Regions from separate parts of the Mus musculus genome. Here region 1 is linked to region 2. Evidence: chromatin loops called from intact Hi-C (ENCODE). Cell type or tissue: gastrocnemius. All regions are shown on one strand.

Region 1 (8,000 bases), 210 kb after region 2:
AATTATAATATCAAGCATTACAAGTCACAAAACCGTTGTTCTGAACATCAGTTCATTTATTTATTATCATTCTTTATAAAATGGGATAGCTTATGCTGTAATTGCACTTCATTATCTAAGTATTTTTACTATTACTATATTATTTGTCATTAGATATATGAACTGAAAATCTACACTGTGGCTTTTTTTAATTATGGCAAAGGATGCAAGATTAAGGTATTGTTATTAAGTGCATGTGCATCTGATTGCACACACTTACTGATAACATAATCAGGTTAGAGGAGTTGATTGAATTGTAGAACTAAGTTTGCTTGTTTTTTATTTTGTTCTGACAGTCTTTTAAGGATGTGTTTTGATTTTTTTAATGTAGTTAATATTTTATCCAAAGTTAATTTTATGACTATTATATGTTAAACATATATCTGCCATTGAACATGCAATTGAGTTTAAAACCTGTTCCTCCCTAAAATAAGTATATAATCCTGTCAGAAGATCTATGCACTTGACATAATTATGAAGTATATAAGACCATATATATAGTGTATTAGTATGTAGTGTAAATTGTGTGCTACAGAAGTAAGAATTTGGCATTTGTAGAATTATTTGGTACAAATCCTAGACTCAAGATGGGGCGATTACTGTAGGTTTTCATGTTCAAGAAAGGTGTCTGAGAGTCGGAGCTGAGCTTTGAAGCAGGACCACAATATGTCCAAGGGTCCCTCTCAAAGACTCTGAGAGCTCTGCTTGCTTCTCTGTATTTCCTAAGGGCTGGGGATGAATCTCTATAATTTACTAAGTATTTAGTAAATCCTTTTGAATGTCCCAGTGAGGAAAGGGAAGAAAGGTCACTCCTGTTAGAGGAGCTTAGGGAAAGATAAGACAAGCTAAGGAGAGCTTGTGTAGTGAATTCAAAGAAGAACTTGAGGGAGAGTCCTTATAAAAATTCTGTTAGACAATGGAAAGAATTTGCTTGATTAATGGAATGATGGTAGATTTTAAGATCCTTTAAAGACTTGATTGATATAAGAGAGTCTTTAAGGAGAAAGTGGATGAATTTTTACTTTATATAGGGAAACAAATATGGCTTCTGTGACGGGTGTATAAGAAAAGGGAGGAGGCAGGCAGGTCAGAAAGGAAGGAAGGAAGGAAGGAAGGAGGAGGAGAAGAAAGGAGAGGAGAAGAAAAGAGAAAAGAACTAACACAGGCAGGCCATTGAAGGCTCTGGTCCAAGCCCGGTGGTGTAGTGCATCTCCAGGACCCCATGACGGGAGGAAAGACTGGATTCCTGCTAGCATTCTGAGTGCTGTGGAGTGTTTGCGGTCTGCAGAGTGACATTACCATTTCAAAAGAAGGTGGAAAACCAACTGGAGGACCAATGTTATGTTTTCAGGGGTGGGGTGGGGGGTGTGGAGGGCTAGGTTTTTTTTTTTTTTTTTTTCTTCAAGGGAAAAATCTAGGTGAGATATCAAAGAAAGACTTCTTTTAAGTGATCAGAGAAAGATTTAAAGATAATTTTGTGGTTCTATTTTTGGGATGAGTTTAAGGAATTTAAGGTAATTGCTGATGCTAATTTAAGTAAAAATATGGCTTATTGTGTGGGATCTCCTGTGAGATGGTTCTACTTGGAACAGGAATATAAGGTAATATAGAAGTGTAGGAGTGTGGTGATACCTGAAGTCAGGGTAAATGGCAGGTAAGTGAGGACAAAAAGGATGAGTAAGGGTGTCTTAGAGTTGGTAATGTAAGGATCCAAACATCGCTGAAGGAGGACCCCAGACTCAGTTAGCATGCAGAAACAACCAGCATGCGGGGTCAACCATTCTCTTAAAATGGTGACCCCAGACAAAGGCATACAGGTCTTCCTATAGGGAACTGAGGGGGGGTGGGGGGGGTGGGGGGTGGGGAGAAGACGACTCTCTGGAAGGTTTGGGTAATCTAAAATTTCATTGTGGGTGCTAGGGGGTTCCAGGTGGTCAGTGGTCTGCATTCCTATGTCATGAATGTCTAGCTATAGGATGAGATAGGGCTGCCCAGCACAGACGGCCCATCCTGAGATATGCCCATTTTTGTGGTTATCCGCAGGCTGTTATTTGGGGGAGAGGGTTTTATGATCTTGTTCTGGATTTTATGGTCTGTTCCTGGAGCTGGTGTCTTATGACTTGGCTTCTGGGACTTATGGTCTGTTCATGAAGTTGGTACCTTATGGCCTTTTTTGAAACCAGGCTTGGTCCTTAAATGGAGACAAATGGGGTTTCTGTTGCCTTTTCAGTATAACAGAGTGAAATGATTGATTGTATGTTTTGTGGTAGATGCGGTGAAAGCTTGTACAGATGAGACCCTTACCAGTGGAGAAAGAATAGAGGTCTGCCTTCCACTTTACACAAACATGATCGCTCTACACCAACTCCTAGAGAGGTAAAGCTTAATGAACAAACAGCTCTGTTAAAATTCATCCTCACAGAGTCTTAGCCGTCTTCTTCTTCCTAAGGTATGAGGAGGCAGTGGAGCTTTGCACAAGCTTGTTGGAGTCGTGTCCCACAAACTGCCAGTTATTGGAAACCCTTGCAGCTTTGTATTTGAAAACAGATCGATATGACAAAGCCCGAAGGGTTTGGCTTACTGCATTTGAAAATAACCCTCAGAATGCGGAAATTTTTTATCATCTCTGCAAATTTTTCATCTTGCAGGTAAAAAAACCAAAAGAACCCAAAAAACTCCTGCTTCTTAAACACAGTGTGTTTTGTATTCCGTCACCAGTGACTTCTCCCGATAGCATAGCCTTCTTCTTGGTCCTTCTTTCCTAGGTTAGGCTAGATTGTCCTACTCTTCCTGCAGGGTTACCATTGCATTTCTTACAGGGCTTTGTCTCTAAGAACGCCTCAAGAGCACAAACCATGTTATTCATGATTACACTAAAGTATCCACGGTAGTGGCAAATGTGATAGCTGCTTATGATGTTGGTGGGGGCTGGAGAGATGGCTCAGCGGTTAAGAGCATTGACTGCTCTTACAGAGGTCCTGAGTTCAATTCCTAGCAACCACATGGTGACTCACAACCATCTGTAATGGGATCTGATGCCCTCTCCTGGTGTGTCTGAAGATAGTGACAGTATACTCATATACATAAAATAAATAAATGAAAATCTTAAAAAAACTTAGTGGGTGATTTTGAGCCTTTGATAATACTAGATACATTGTTTAATGGTTAGTTGAATTTAATCCAGAGGTGTTTCAAATTCATTTTTGTTGTGATAAAAACCCCAACAAAAAGCAAATTAGGGGAACCAAGGATTTATTTAAACTCACAGTTCTAGGTTAGTGTCCGCTTCTTGCAGCACCAGGAGCATGAAGCAGCTGGTCACCCTCATCTCCAGAGCAGAAAGTCACGCCTGCGCTCTGAGCATGCATGCTTGTCCGTGCCCACTTGCTGGCCACTTATATAGCTTATATAGACCAGGGTCCTCAGCCGTGGGAATGGTGCCTTTCATATCAAATAACAATTAGCATAGTCCTCACAGGTGATTATGGAACCAGTTGGCACAAGAAGGGAGGATGAAGTTTACTCATTGTGTTCCCATCTGACCAAGAAAAATAATCTCATCATGTCTGTTAAAAGGCTTTCAAAGGTACAGGCCTGACTCGTGTTAATCCTTCGTTTCCTAGGACGGAGGTGATAAGCTTCTTCCAGTTCTGAGGCAGTTCGTTGGATCCTTCTTTAAACCTGGCTTTGAGAAGTACAGTAATGTGGATTTATTTCGGTAAGTTGTGGAAATTTGGTCTATAGAGGAATGAGAAAGAGTTTAGGCCCGTGGAAGGATAGTTTTTATTGTTGACTGATTACATTTCAGACCGCTTATGTAGCACTTGAATACTTACCTACTCTTGACCACTGAGTCGTCTTGTCAGTCTCCTAAAAGAATTCTTATAGAAAATACTGATAAGTGAAGATAAAATCTTAGTTTCGTGATAGCAAGTCAAAGTATATGTGTAGATTATATTTCTACCTAGCTGCTACCTTCCCTCTTTCTTCTTAGTCTATCTTTTAATAGAAACATGGACTTTGTGGTATAGGTGTTTTGCCTGCACGTCTGTCTGTGTATCATGTTGTGTGCCTGTGCCCAAGGAGGCCAGAAAGGGAGCTTTAGATGCTCTCGAGCTGGAATTACAGGTGGTTGTGATTTGCTAAAGAGACTAACATAATCCATAACCATGGACATTGACAATTGAACCCAGGCCTTTTGGGAGAAAAGCCAGTGTTTTAAAACCTGAATTCTCTGTCCAGCTATCTCCTAGTAAGTCAGATTCAAAAAAAGGTCTAGCTACCTCAGGTTTTGTTTTGTTTTGTTTTGTTTTGTTTGTTTGTTTTTGTAAATTAGGACCTTTATAGCTTGTCAATTAATTGTCCTAATTAGTAGTGCCTTTAAAAATTGTTAAAATATGTACATTAATATTTTAAAGATAGTTACAAGCAAAATGCCAATGAACAGACAAGAAACAGAAAAAAGTTAGAAGTTGATCCTCTCCTACACACATTTTTTTTTTCTGTCTTTAAAATTAAATTGGTTTGTTTTCAAACTTTGGCAAAAGACTAATTCAAGGCAAACAAAGCCCTGACAGCCCTTGTGCTCGGGTTTTCCCTTGGGCATGGAGATAATTGGTTTAGCTTACAGGGGGATGATGCCAGATTTTGCCCTGGTAACTAATCAGAGGTCTTTAGATCTTGATGCTAGCTTAATTGAGCAGAATAAAAAACACTACCAATAAAACATTGGAACTAGATTGCCTCTAAATTACCTTATTGTTTTTTTACTGACATCTTGTTTTATTAAATTCTTTCGTGAAATAATCATATATCACCAAGAATTAGAAAAAGACACTTAGTTTATTTAGATAGCACTAATGTTCTTGTCTGTACAAGGATTAATTTAAGAAGCCTTTAGCCATGGTGGCACCCACCTGTGGTCCAAGCACCTGAGAGACTGAGGTAGAAAGGTGTGCATTTAAGACCAACCTGGACTATACTGTGAGAAGACAAAATGTCTTTTGAGTTGAATGTTGAGAGAGTACCAGGAAGTGAGGTGATTTTGGCTATTGTTATGTTTATGTGTATACACCGTAAGTATGTATACAATTTTGAGTGTATATAATAACTAGTTTATTAGTAGAAATCAGTGCTCACAATGTATTCAAGATACAATTGTAAGGCAGAAATTATAAAGCAAAACATACTTATCTAGAAATGGATTTGATCAACTCTTCATAGAATTTAGTATAAAGATGATAAGCAGTAAGAACTATTTCATTTGTTTCAAATGAATTTAGAAAGTTACCTTGTTTCCATTCACTTTCAGGAAGTTGCCCTAGAGATAATACAGTTTTATGTATGTTAGATTTGAAGTCATTTCAGTTTCAGTGGCGGATTCTAAAGTCTTTAGAAATCAACTGGAACTCAAAGTAATAGAGCCAGCTGTGATAGTGTACGATGCTAACCCAACTTCTCCATGTTTGCTGCCTTCCTGGGCTAACCCTTTAAAAGTTTTCCCTTTACAGTCCTTTTAAAACCCAATGTAAGTGATTATACTAGATTGTCATTTCAAGGTTAGGTGAATCTCAGACTCTGCTATTACACATAAAGGCATTCAGATACAATGAAGGGAAAGCTGAAGGAGTGAACATTAAAGAGGCTCATTATTCAGGTTTCTAAGAACCTTTAGTACTTTTTTTTTTTCTCTGAAATGGGGTGATATAATTCAGAGCATTTGCTGCTTTGAGAATGGCTCTTTTTCTGAGAAATGGTTGTAGTCAGCATTTTATTTTATTATTATGAATTAAACTTCTGTGTGCATGTGAGTGGAGATTCAGTTAACAGATTTTGTTGAAATTTCAGATGCTTTGTAATCTCATTTGGCCTTTTTATTTCTAATAAGCTTCAATTAGATGATTTGTTTCATTTGGGAATTACAAGTTTATTTGGGGATAGTTAATTCATATTGGTATAAAAGTAAAATTTGAGCAGGTATGATTTTTGAAAAATTTATTCTTTTGTAGAAATATTTCAATCAGGTTGAAACTCATGATTATTAATGTCTGCATGAGTACCTGGGCATAATTTCATACATTGCTGGGATTTTCTCCTTTCAGGTATCTCTTAAATATTCCAGGACCACTCGACATTCCAGCGTGCTTATGCAAAGGGAATTTCGATGATGATGCATTTAACAACCAAGTCCCTTATTTATGGCTGATTTACTGGTGAGACATTCCCCACTGTGGCGAAGACGCTGCATGCTCAGCTTCTCTTGCACTTAGAGTTGATGTACTGAATTATGATGTAATGTGTACTGAATTATGATGTAATGTGTACTGAATTATGATGTAATAAAGAATCAGTGAAGCGGATCCAAAGCGATGCCGAGCCCCGCATCCACTGACAGACAAACGCAAGGAGACTTTACCTAACAAGACTAAACTGGAAGCATTTCTTTTCTTCATTTCTTCAACAGCCTTTGCCATCCTCTACAGTCCAGTATTAAAGAGACAGTGGAAGCGTATGAGGCGGCGTTAGGGGTGGCCATGAGGTCTGATATTGTGCAGAAGATTTGGATGGAGTAAGTGCAGTTCTGTTTAAGGATGGGAGGTTTAGAATAGTCCTGGGGTGGGGATAAGGGGATCGGCTTGTGCTGAGTTACTGGCTTAATTATTCTGAAGCACCATGTCTTTCTTTTGGCAGTTATCTTGTCTTTGCCAATAATAGAGCTGCTGGATCCAGAAACAAAGTCCAAGAATTCAAACTTTTTACTGACCTAGTAAATAGATGTTTGGTTACGGTGCCTGCCCGATACCCCATCCCTTTTAGCAGTGCTGATTACTGGTCCAACTATGAATTCCATAACCGGGTAAGGAGTTAAGGTGTTTGTTTCTTGTTTTGTTTTGTTTGTTTGTTGTAAATGTTTGTATATAACAAAGAAAATTTACCAAAGACGGCAAAGCCACTGTTTTATACCGAGAGCTTTTTCTGGGGCCACTTTACTAACATTCACTGTCCTTGCTGTGATCAGTTCTTCAGAGTCTAGGAGCAGGTGCCTTGTCAGTCTGTAAGAGTTAACCGATCCTGGGGATGGGGGAGGGGCTAAGTGAGGCCCGGGGTGCGTGTGCGTGTGCGTGTGCGTGTGCGTGTGCGTGTGTGTGTGTGTGATCGATCAGCTGTGATGTAAAGTGAATACATGAATTAATGGGAAAAAGAAAGCAACAACCAAACCAATCAGCATATCCTTTGTAGCCACTCTTCTTGCTAAGTTCTGTCAAGCAAATGCAGCCATAGGGCCTCACAGAACTGAAAATAAGGTGCTGTTTACATTTATAATAGTAAAATCTGATTAATGGTGTCCTCACAAAGGGTATTATAATTAGTAAAGCAAACGGGTTTGCTCTTTTTTTTCAGAGTCTGATTTCAGTCAATATAATGTAACACACAAGCGCCTGCTTACTAAAATTCAGTGTAGCCTTAGATGTGTGCTCCCACCCCCCTCTGTAGGATGGTTCTGCTGCTCATCAGGATAACCGATTAATGTGTGATGTGCTTCTGTGCCGTTCTCTATCCCAGGATCTCAAACCATGGACATTAAGTCATTTTCTTACGGGGATTCCATGAGCGAGATGTGGCAAGTACTGTTAGTCCCTGACTTGCCCAGCAGTGTACAGCAAGCAAAGGTAGACTCAGGCCTGAAAACTCGGACTCCTGGCTTCCTGTCAGTGCTTTGTCCATGGCTCATCCCTAGACCGTAGTTTCTACTTTGTATTCGGAAAGTGGCTAGTATAGTTAAATCACACATTATTTAATCACACATTATGATTTATACATTTGTGTCTTAAAGACCTTTTTATTTATTATTATTATTATTAAAATACACAGGTAGCTGGAGTCTGCTTTTTAATTGCATTCATTTTCCCTCCCTCAACCTTCCAGGTCATTTTCTTTTATTTGAGCTGTGTTCCAAAGAC
Region 2 (8,000 bases):
AGATGTGAACTCATCTACTCATCTGTTTTCTAAGGTGGCATCATGGCTCTCTGACAGGACAGAAGCATTTGCTGTTCCCAATAATTACCACACTACCAACAGATATTGTCCATTTTCATACTCTAATATTTCTCCAGCCTCTTGAAAAGTTGTTAAAAAGAATTAAAACAAGATCATGCAGGAAACATTTCAAGCTCCACCCTAGTGGCTAGATATTACAATCAGTCTCAGGCACTAACATGACTGAACGCTTCAGAGTCGGTCTGAGCACAGGAGGAATCCCTCTGCTTACCATCTGGTCCATGTAAGAGGCAAAGCACCAAAAGGCATCCACTTCATTCTCCATCACATACAAAAGTGGGGAAAGTAAGTCGCTCATTCCTTGTACATATCCTAAAAAGAAGGGGAAAGTCTCTGAAAACCTAAATTTTATGAATCCTTTTGTGTATATCATCATCATGTAGCTGAAAATTCCTTTTCTATGAATTAAAACCTGGCAGATACATTCATGAAGAAAAGAAAAATAAAAAGATATTAATCTAGTAAGTATATGAGAAATATGAGCTGTTTGAGTGCCACGGTAGTCAGGTATCTAGCTGCTAGTGTGTGTTCTACTGCAGATATGGCCATCAAGGGCAGGCAACACCTCACTGCCACAGACAGGTGCCTCTCTCACGCTCCTCAGAAAAGCCACTTCAGCATTTGACACAGACTGTCACAGAAGTCCTAATCTTGGTGAAAATATAGTGGACACCTGACCACTGAGGTGCTCATCGCTAGCAGTACATCTACGACATGACCCCTTATACTCAAGGAACATTACTGAAAAGAGGACAGAAAGGTTCTAAAAGCCAGAGGACCAAGAAGTCAATTTTGTCTTCTGGATGCAACGGGGAAGCTGCACTCATGACTTCTCAACAATTCAGCTATCACACAAGATCTCAACCACGAAAGCACCAGTTGACATGGTAAAGAGGCAGTATCACGGGACCCCACCCTAGCAACAGGCAACCAATGACTACTGAGAGATGGAGGATTCGTTTTCCATGGACTACCTCCTCCATTGGCTATCTAATACCATGCATCAGCCCTAAACACATATGCATGCAGGCAGCATAGAATGGACCCAGGTTGTATTTATTTATTCACTCATTCAATATATATCTACACACACACACACACACACACACACACACAAACACACACACACACGGATAATTAAAGAAAAATAGGCCATGACTTTTAGAGGGAGCAAGGGGGTAACAGAGGATTGGAGTGAGCAGAGGGAAGGGAAATGGCATAATATTTTAATGAAAAAAATTTTTTTAAAGATGTGCAAAAGCACCATGTGAAAGAAAAGGGGTTAGAGAGATGGCTCAGTGGTTAAGAGCACTGACTGCTCTTCCAAAGGTCCTGAGTTCAAATCCCAGCAACCACATGGTGGCTCACAACCATCCGTAATGAGATCTGGCGCCCTCTTCTGGAGTGTCTGAAGACAGCTACAGTGTACTTACATATAATAAATTAAAAAAAAAAAAGAAAGAAAGAAAGAAAGAAAGAAAGAAAGAAAGAAAGAAGAAAGAGATGAAGAAATAACCCAGAAGAAAGTGAAATGCACACATTCAAACAGGCACTGCAGAGGATCTAGGCAGGCAGGCAAAGAAAACCCTCAAGGAAAAGAATTACTGAAATAATCAGAAAGAAAAGTCACAAGGCCAGAGTGACCAGGGGCAGCGTACCACAAACACACTAGCAGTGGAAAATGCCCTCTGCTTCGGCATGCACCACACTGGCTACCTCACACAAAGCACCACAAAACCCGCCTTTAAACAGCAGCGATCACCCAGTGCTTTCCCTTTTCCCTTGGTATTGACTGACCAAGGCTAGCAACTGCATTTCATCTTATTAGTTCCCTAGCAGCTAAGCTGTCTCTTAAACTTCCTTTTCTTTGATGGTGCAGTAACTTCTCAGTTATGACCCTACAGTACTTGATTATGTGAACAAGTAGTTCACACATACTCCAGGAGAGCCGGCCCAGCCCCTCGCAATGGATTGCAGTGCTGAAGGTACAGCGCTGTAGCTCTCAGCCTTCCTAATGCTGCAATCCTTTAACACAGCTCCTCACCTTGTGATGGTCTGGCTGGATTCAGCTGGATTCAACTGTGTGCAGTGTGGAGAGAGAAGACTTTCTCCATACAGAAGGGAAGGTTCTCCAGCCCAGGGTATCTGAGCAGCTGCACTCCTCTGCGAGAACCTCTAGATAAGCGCTCAAATCCAGAACGCTAACAAACGGAGATGCCCTGGGCCCAAGCAGTCCGGTGAGATGTACCTAACCTCAGCCTCTGTGTTTGTCCACTCAACAACAGAGCTCCTCTCGAGCCCTGCCCGGCTCTCAGGACTTTCCAAAGCTGGACATGACAAGGCCAGCGCCTTCTTCACCTGCACCCCTTAGTCTTTACATGCATTTCCTTACCACAGCAAGGCCAACCAGCCAGCCTTACAATAAACAAGTGGCTTCATCAAGACAAATGCAGCTAAGGCCACACCCCTAAGACTGCCTCAGCCGATACAGAAGTGCCCTGAAGGGATCCTGAAGGGATCCGTGCTGTTCTCTCAAAAAACTAAAATAACTCTAAAGTGCCCCGTGGCTGCTGTGGCAATCTAGGGCTCTGCCGTGGAGTCACACCCTCATAGGCTTCCAAAGCAATTACCACTTCAAGTCAGCTCATAACATTCTAAACCAAGCACACACAAGTCTTTATTTAAAGCAAGACCCAGGGCACTCACCTAAATCAAAGTCATACATACAGTAGGTCATCAAAATGTCGTGAAGCAGAATCAGCCCTGGGTTATCTTGGCCTTCATAAAACTTGTTCGTTCGATCTGTTCTGTTGACATCTTTCTCTAAAGAAGAAAATCACATATTTAAAAAATAAAACAAAACAAAAACCCAGATTCTTATACAAAGCTTTATCTAACAAGCACAGACTTTCCTATTTTACTTCTTGTCAAGCTTTAATTAAGGAAATAAAAATTCCTGGAGGACTGATTCCATAAAGAGCTGTCCTTTGGTCTCCACACATGGCGCTCTTGGGCGCCCTGGGTCAGTTTTTCTTTATTGCGCTCCACCATGCGCTTGTCTTCTCATCACAGAAACCTCGGTCCCACCTGTCTGCTGCTCCAATCTCTCCATCTGCTTAGAGACGTTTGCCAAACCTGCACGTGCCATGTCCAAGTGCTTTGCTGGTCCTCCTGAGCTCAGCTGATCTTGTCAAGCAACAAGCCACCAAGCACCCCTTACCAGCAAACCCAGATCACCTCAGCACTGTCCGCACAAAAAGCCCTGAGCCGTGTTCACGAGTCTCTTAGGAACCCATGGCCTCATGCTGTCCTTCCTCCTCCCTTGCTGCTGCTTTCCCTGCTTTCCCCATAACATCCTCACTTGTAAATGAAAGTACCCAAGTACCTCATTCCTGGGACCTCTGCCCACCAGCCTGCCTAGTTGGCAAATGTTATTAGTTTTCTCAGTCTCTGAACCAGTGTGTTGGTGACCCTACACTTATCTCCAGCTCTTAACTCACCTACAACTTGAGGTCCCTCATACTAACATATTAGTTAGTGAATACCCAATATATACCTCAAAATCATCAATTTATCGAAAACTGAATTCCAAATAGCCCCTTAAAAACTGCCTCCCCCTCCGGCTTCTCTCTCCTGTATTGAAAGCACAGCAACTCCAGGTTTCCAGTTGCTCACAATAAAAACGACATTCATCCTTCCTTCCCTTCACTGACACTGACACGAAATCTTCAAACTAGAAACCAGTTCACCGCACCCCCAACTCTGACTCCACTCTAGCGGTGATGTCCTGGGCTCTTCTCTAAACCCTCAGGGTCCCTGAAAAATAAGTCTAGACTCTGCTGTCTCCTCTGCCCTGAAACCCCCTCACCTCGGAGTTGCAGGACAAATACCACAGCTGCTTCGGCCTCCGTGAGTTTGCCGGTTGCCAGGCTCGCACGCCAAGAAGTCATCACCTCTCACCTGGACTAGGCGCTGCCTCAAATGGCCGTTCTCACACTGCTGTTGGCCCTCTAGAGCTATTCTGCAAGCAGCTACCAATGTGTGCCGATAAACCATAACTCAGCCCAAGCTACGTTCCAGCTTGAAGCCCTTCTCATTTGAGCAACTGTCAGCTTACGCACCAGGTTTCACTCAATAGTCAATACATCAACGTTCTTGTCAAGTCTATCAACAACGTGGGTCCTCTAACTCTGCACTGCCACCATCTCTTACTTAGACTTCTACCTCCTACTGACCAAGCTTCTGTAGTCCTGCTTGTATCTTAGATAACTTTCTTATTCCTATTTACAACTTGATATGACCCATTTTCACCTAGCAGCAAAAACAAATCTAAATAATACATTTTTACAATGCCCCAATGGTTTTCTATTACACTTAAATCCACCTTCTTATGACCCACAAAACCTACAGCCTCCTGTGCAGAGGTGTGCAGACATGAATACATGTCTACAGGTATACATGGGGCATGAACATCCATGCGTGACCCCAAAGGTTTTTCCCACTGCTCCACCTGGCCCTTTTTGGAAGCAGTGTTTTTCACTGCACCCAGGCCTCACTAAATGGCAAGACCAGCTGACTAGTAAGCCCCGGTGGACCACTTATCACACGTGCATGCATGAGTGCTTTAAAAGCCACTAGAATATCAGATTAAACAAATCAGTAATCTTTATTTTCCTCTAAAAAAGAACAAAATGAAAAAAAAAAAAAAACCATGTCTCAATTCAAATCATACAGAGACTAAGCTAAGTGGGAGGTAAAGACAGAAGTATCAAGAGTTCAAGGCTATTCAGGAATGAGGGACCAAAAAGAGAGCTACTACAGCTTAAAGTGTAATGGGAAGATGATCCGGTGTAGCCTCCCCCAGCCTGAAGTGGGCTGGTGCAGACCTTGTCGCCACTGAGGTGGGGCCACCTGGGCTGTAGCCTTCAGACCAAGATGGCTCTATTGTTCAGTCACCTGCGCTGCTGAGAGACCCTTGAGCCATTCCAGAGACACATCCTATCCTGCAAGTCACCTACAGGCTGGCTCTGGGCACCAAGAATGGATTGGTGGGGGATGGGCCTCCCCCCTTTATAAGCACAGTCTCTTAGTAAACTCGTGGGCTTTGATCAGAGCAATTTGTCTTGGCCTCATTCTTCTCTCGCAGTCTAGCCCCAGCCTGCCTTTCAGGAGTATCCCGTTCTTGTATCCGGCATGTATTAAAAGAATCCTTTCTAGGCTGGGCATTTTATGTCCAAACAAGAGGTGAAGGGAACACAGTTCATCACCATTTTTTCTACGGACACTGGAAACAGTAGGTGCCTTCAGATGGAATCGTTCAACCCATGACAAAGAGCCCCAAGCGTTTTGCCTTAGGCAGATAAGGAACTTACTGGGAGAGGAGGTGTTATGGCCAACAGACTCATTATTAGACTGACCTTTCTACATATAACTTAGAGGGCTCTTTGCTTAAGACAAGAGTTTTGCTATGTAGTTCTGGCTGGCCAGAATTACATATTATGTATCATGTTGTGTGTGTGTGTGTGTGTGTGTGTGTGTGTGTGTGTGTGTGTACTATGAGACTAAATTCAAATCACTTTGCCTGCCTCCATTTCCCAAGTTCTGGAATTACATATATACACCAGTATAGTCAGCTTAAATTAGAGTTCTTTCTTCCACAGGTGGGTGGTAGTGGCAACAGTAATGACAAGAAGAAAAAAAAAATGGGTTTATTTGATTTTCTGGAGTCCACCTTCTTGAGTTCTTTATATATATTGGATATTAGTCCCCTATCTAATTTAGGATTGGTAAAGATACTTTCCCATTCTGTTGGTGGCCTTTTGTCTTATTGACGGTGTCTTTTGCCTTACAGAAGCTTTGCAGTTTTATGAGGTCCCATTTGTGGATTCTCGATCTTACAGCACAAGCCATTGCTGTTCTATTCAGGAATTTTTCCCCTGTGCCCAGATCTTAGAGGCTTTTCCCCACTTTCTCCTCTGTAAGTTTCACTGTCTCTGGTTTTATGTGGAGTTCCTTGATCCACTTAGATTTGACCTTAGTACAAGGAGATAGGAATGGATCGATTCGCATTCTTCTACATGATAACCGCCAGTTGTGCCGGCACCATTTGTTGAAAATGCTGTCTTTTTTCCACTGGATGGTTTTAGCTCCCTTGTCAAAGAACAAGTGATCATAGGTGTGTGGGTTCATTTCTGGGTCTTCAATTCTATTCCGTTGGTCTACTTGTCTGTCGCTATACCAGTACCATGCAGTTTTTATCACAATTGCTCTGTAGTACAGCTTTAGGTCAGGCATTTGTGAGGCTATGCCGGTGCCTAGCAAACACAGAAGTGGATGCTCACAGTCAGCTATTGGATGGAACACAGGGCCCCCAATGGAGGAGCTAGAGAAAGTACCCAAGGAGCTAAAGGGGTCTGCAACCCTATAAGTCAAACAACAATATGAACTAACCAGTCCCCCACCCCTACCCCCCTCGCAAGCTCGTGTCTCTAGCTGCATATGTAGCAGAAGATGGTCTGGTCGGCCATCATTGGGAAGAGAGGCCCCTTGGTCTTGCAAACTTTATATGCCTCAGTACAGGGGAACTCCATGGCCAAGAAGTGGGAGTGGGTGGGGAGGGGAGTGGGAAGGGGGATATGGGGGACTTTTGAGATAGCATTTGAAATGTAAATGAAGAAAATACCTAATTAAAAAATTTTTAAAAAAAAGACTTTCTGTGTTTATAAACCTATAAACATCCATATATAAATTCAATATAAAAATTTGAGACTAAGTCCTAATGTTATGCAAATTTATATAAAACAAGACATGAAAAGACAGTTCACGAGTACTAAACCTGGATTCCATTCTCATCAACCATGTGACAAAGGACAAGCCATTCTTATTAATGCTTCTGTTTTCTCATGTGTAAAACCAACTGTGAGTTGAGATAGGCCAGGCAGGTGTGTACAGCAGCCTTCGATAATTTTAGATTTGATTTTTACCACAGGGGCCAGGTATCCCAGGACTAAGTCTATAAATGGTCTTAGCACTAAAACTGTGCCAAGCATCTCTTTTTAGTTATTTCCAGGTAAATACTCTATTTTCAAATTCAAAAACTTCCCACTTAAAATCCCTTAACTAAAGTAAACTGCCCGGCATGGTGTGCATCAGAGCTCAGGAGGCAGAGGCAGAGACGCTCAGCCTTCAAAACCAGCCGGGCCTACATGACAAGCTCAGGATAGCTGACTACACAGACCCTGGGGAGCAGGGATATGTACATTAAAGCTAACCATAATTATCTCCAGGTAGCAAAAACAAATCTTTATTTTCTTTTTGGTCACCTACAGTTTCTAATTTTTGACAATAAGCACAACATCACTTTCGCAGGGAATAAAAAAAAATAGGTCTTTTAAAATAAGGATATAATCTTTCCGTAATTCACATTTTGGAATGACAGTAGTCCATCAGTACTTAAACATGCAAAGGCCATCATTTAACAGGCCTGCTAGACTACACATAAATGTATATTACCCACAGTTTCCAATTCGGATTTCTTTTGAGCCCCAGTATCGATGCTATCACGTATGGAAACCTACCGATCAGACTTCTGTAGTCTCTCAGGCGTGAGTTTCTCTTCTCCTGAGCCTCACTGACAGACTTCCACTGCAGTTTCATCCTGAAGTACTCATCACTGTAGGAGACAGGGACATCAGGACGCCATTGAACCTTGTGTCTGTGACACTGCTTACTTGAGTTGTGTATACATAGTATATCAGAGTATCTATGACGGTGGCAGTAAGTTTACAAACATGACAGTGAAGTGTTTAGACACACGTGAAAACAGGAAAATAGATGGGATCAACTTCAGCTGCTAGCATCTTAGGTACACCTTAATACATTTCAATTCTTGAAATGATTTCTAAACTTATTCTACTTAT

The links. Peaks named below come from ENCODE experiments on the same cell type or tissue, not always from the same donor. Only the 100,000 strongest peaks of a DNase experiment are listed, where the experiment ranks them.
Region 1: it touches region 2 in a loop (2.5-fold over the local background); 5 of 42 quality-filtered maps call a loop at or near these places.

What each region holds. Positions count from the first base shown.
Region 1 is chr10:115,420,896-115,428,895 of GRCm38, forward strand. Zfc3h1 (zinc finger, C3H1-type containing) reads left to right here. Exons shown (of 35, transcript NM_001033261.2): 25 at 2,310-2,415; 26 at 2,489-2,687; 27 at 3,663-3,757; 28 at 6,141-6,251; 29 at 6,503-6,607; 30 at 6,730-6,895; 31 at 7,966-8,000. Among named protein-coding and RNA genes, the nearest start is that of Zfc3h1, 40 kb to the left of the region's middle. In gastrocnemius, no CTCF peak of the experiment used is centred here; no DNase peak of the experiment used is centred here.
Region 2 is chr10:115,209,904-115,217,903 of GRCm38, forward strand. Tbc1d15 (TBC1 domain family, member 15) reads right to left here. Exons shown (of 17, transcript NM_025706.3): 10 at 7,659-7,753; 11 at 2,788-2,904; 12 at 293-393. Among named protein-coding and RNA genes, the nearest start is that of Tph2, 29 kb to the left of the region's middle. In gastrocnemius, no CTCF peak of the experiment used is centred here; DNase peaks (open chromatin) are centred at 3,212 and 3,451.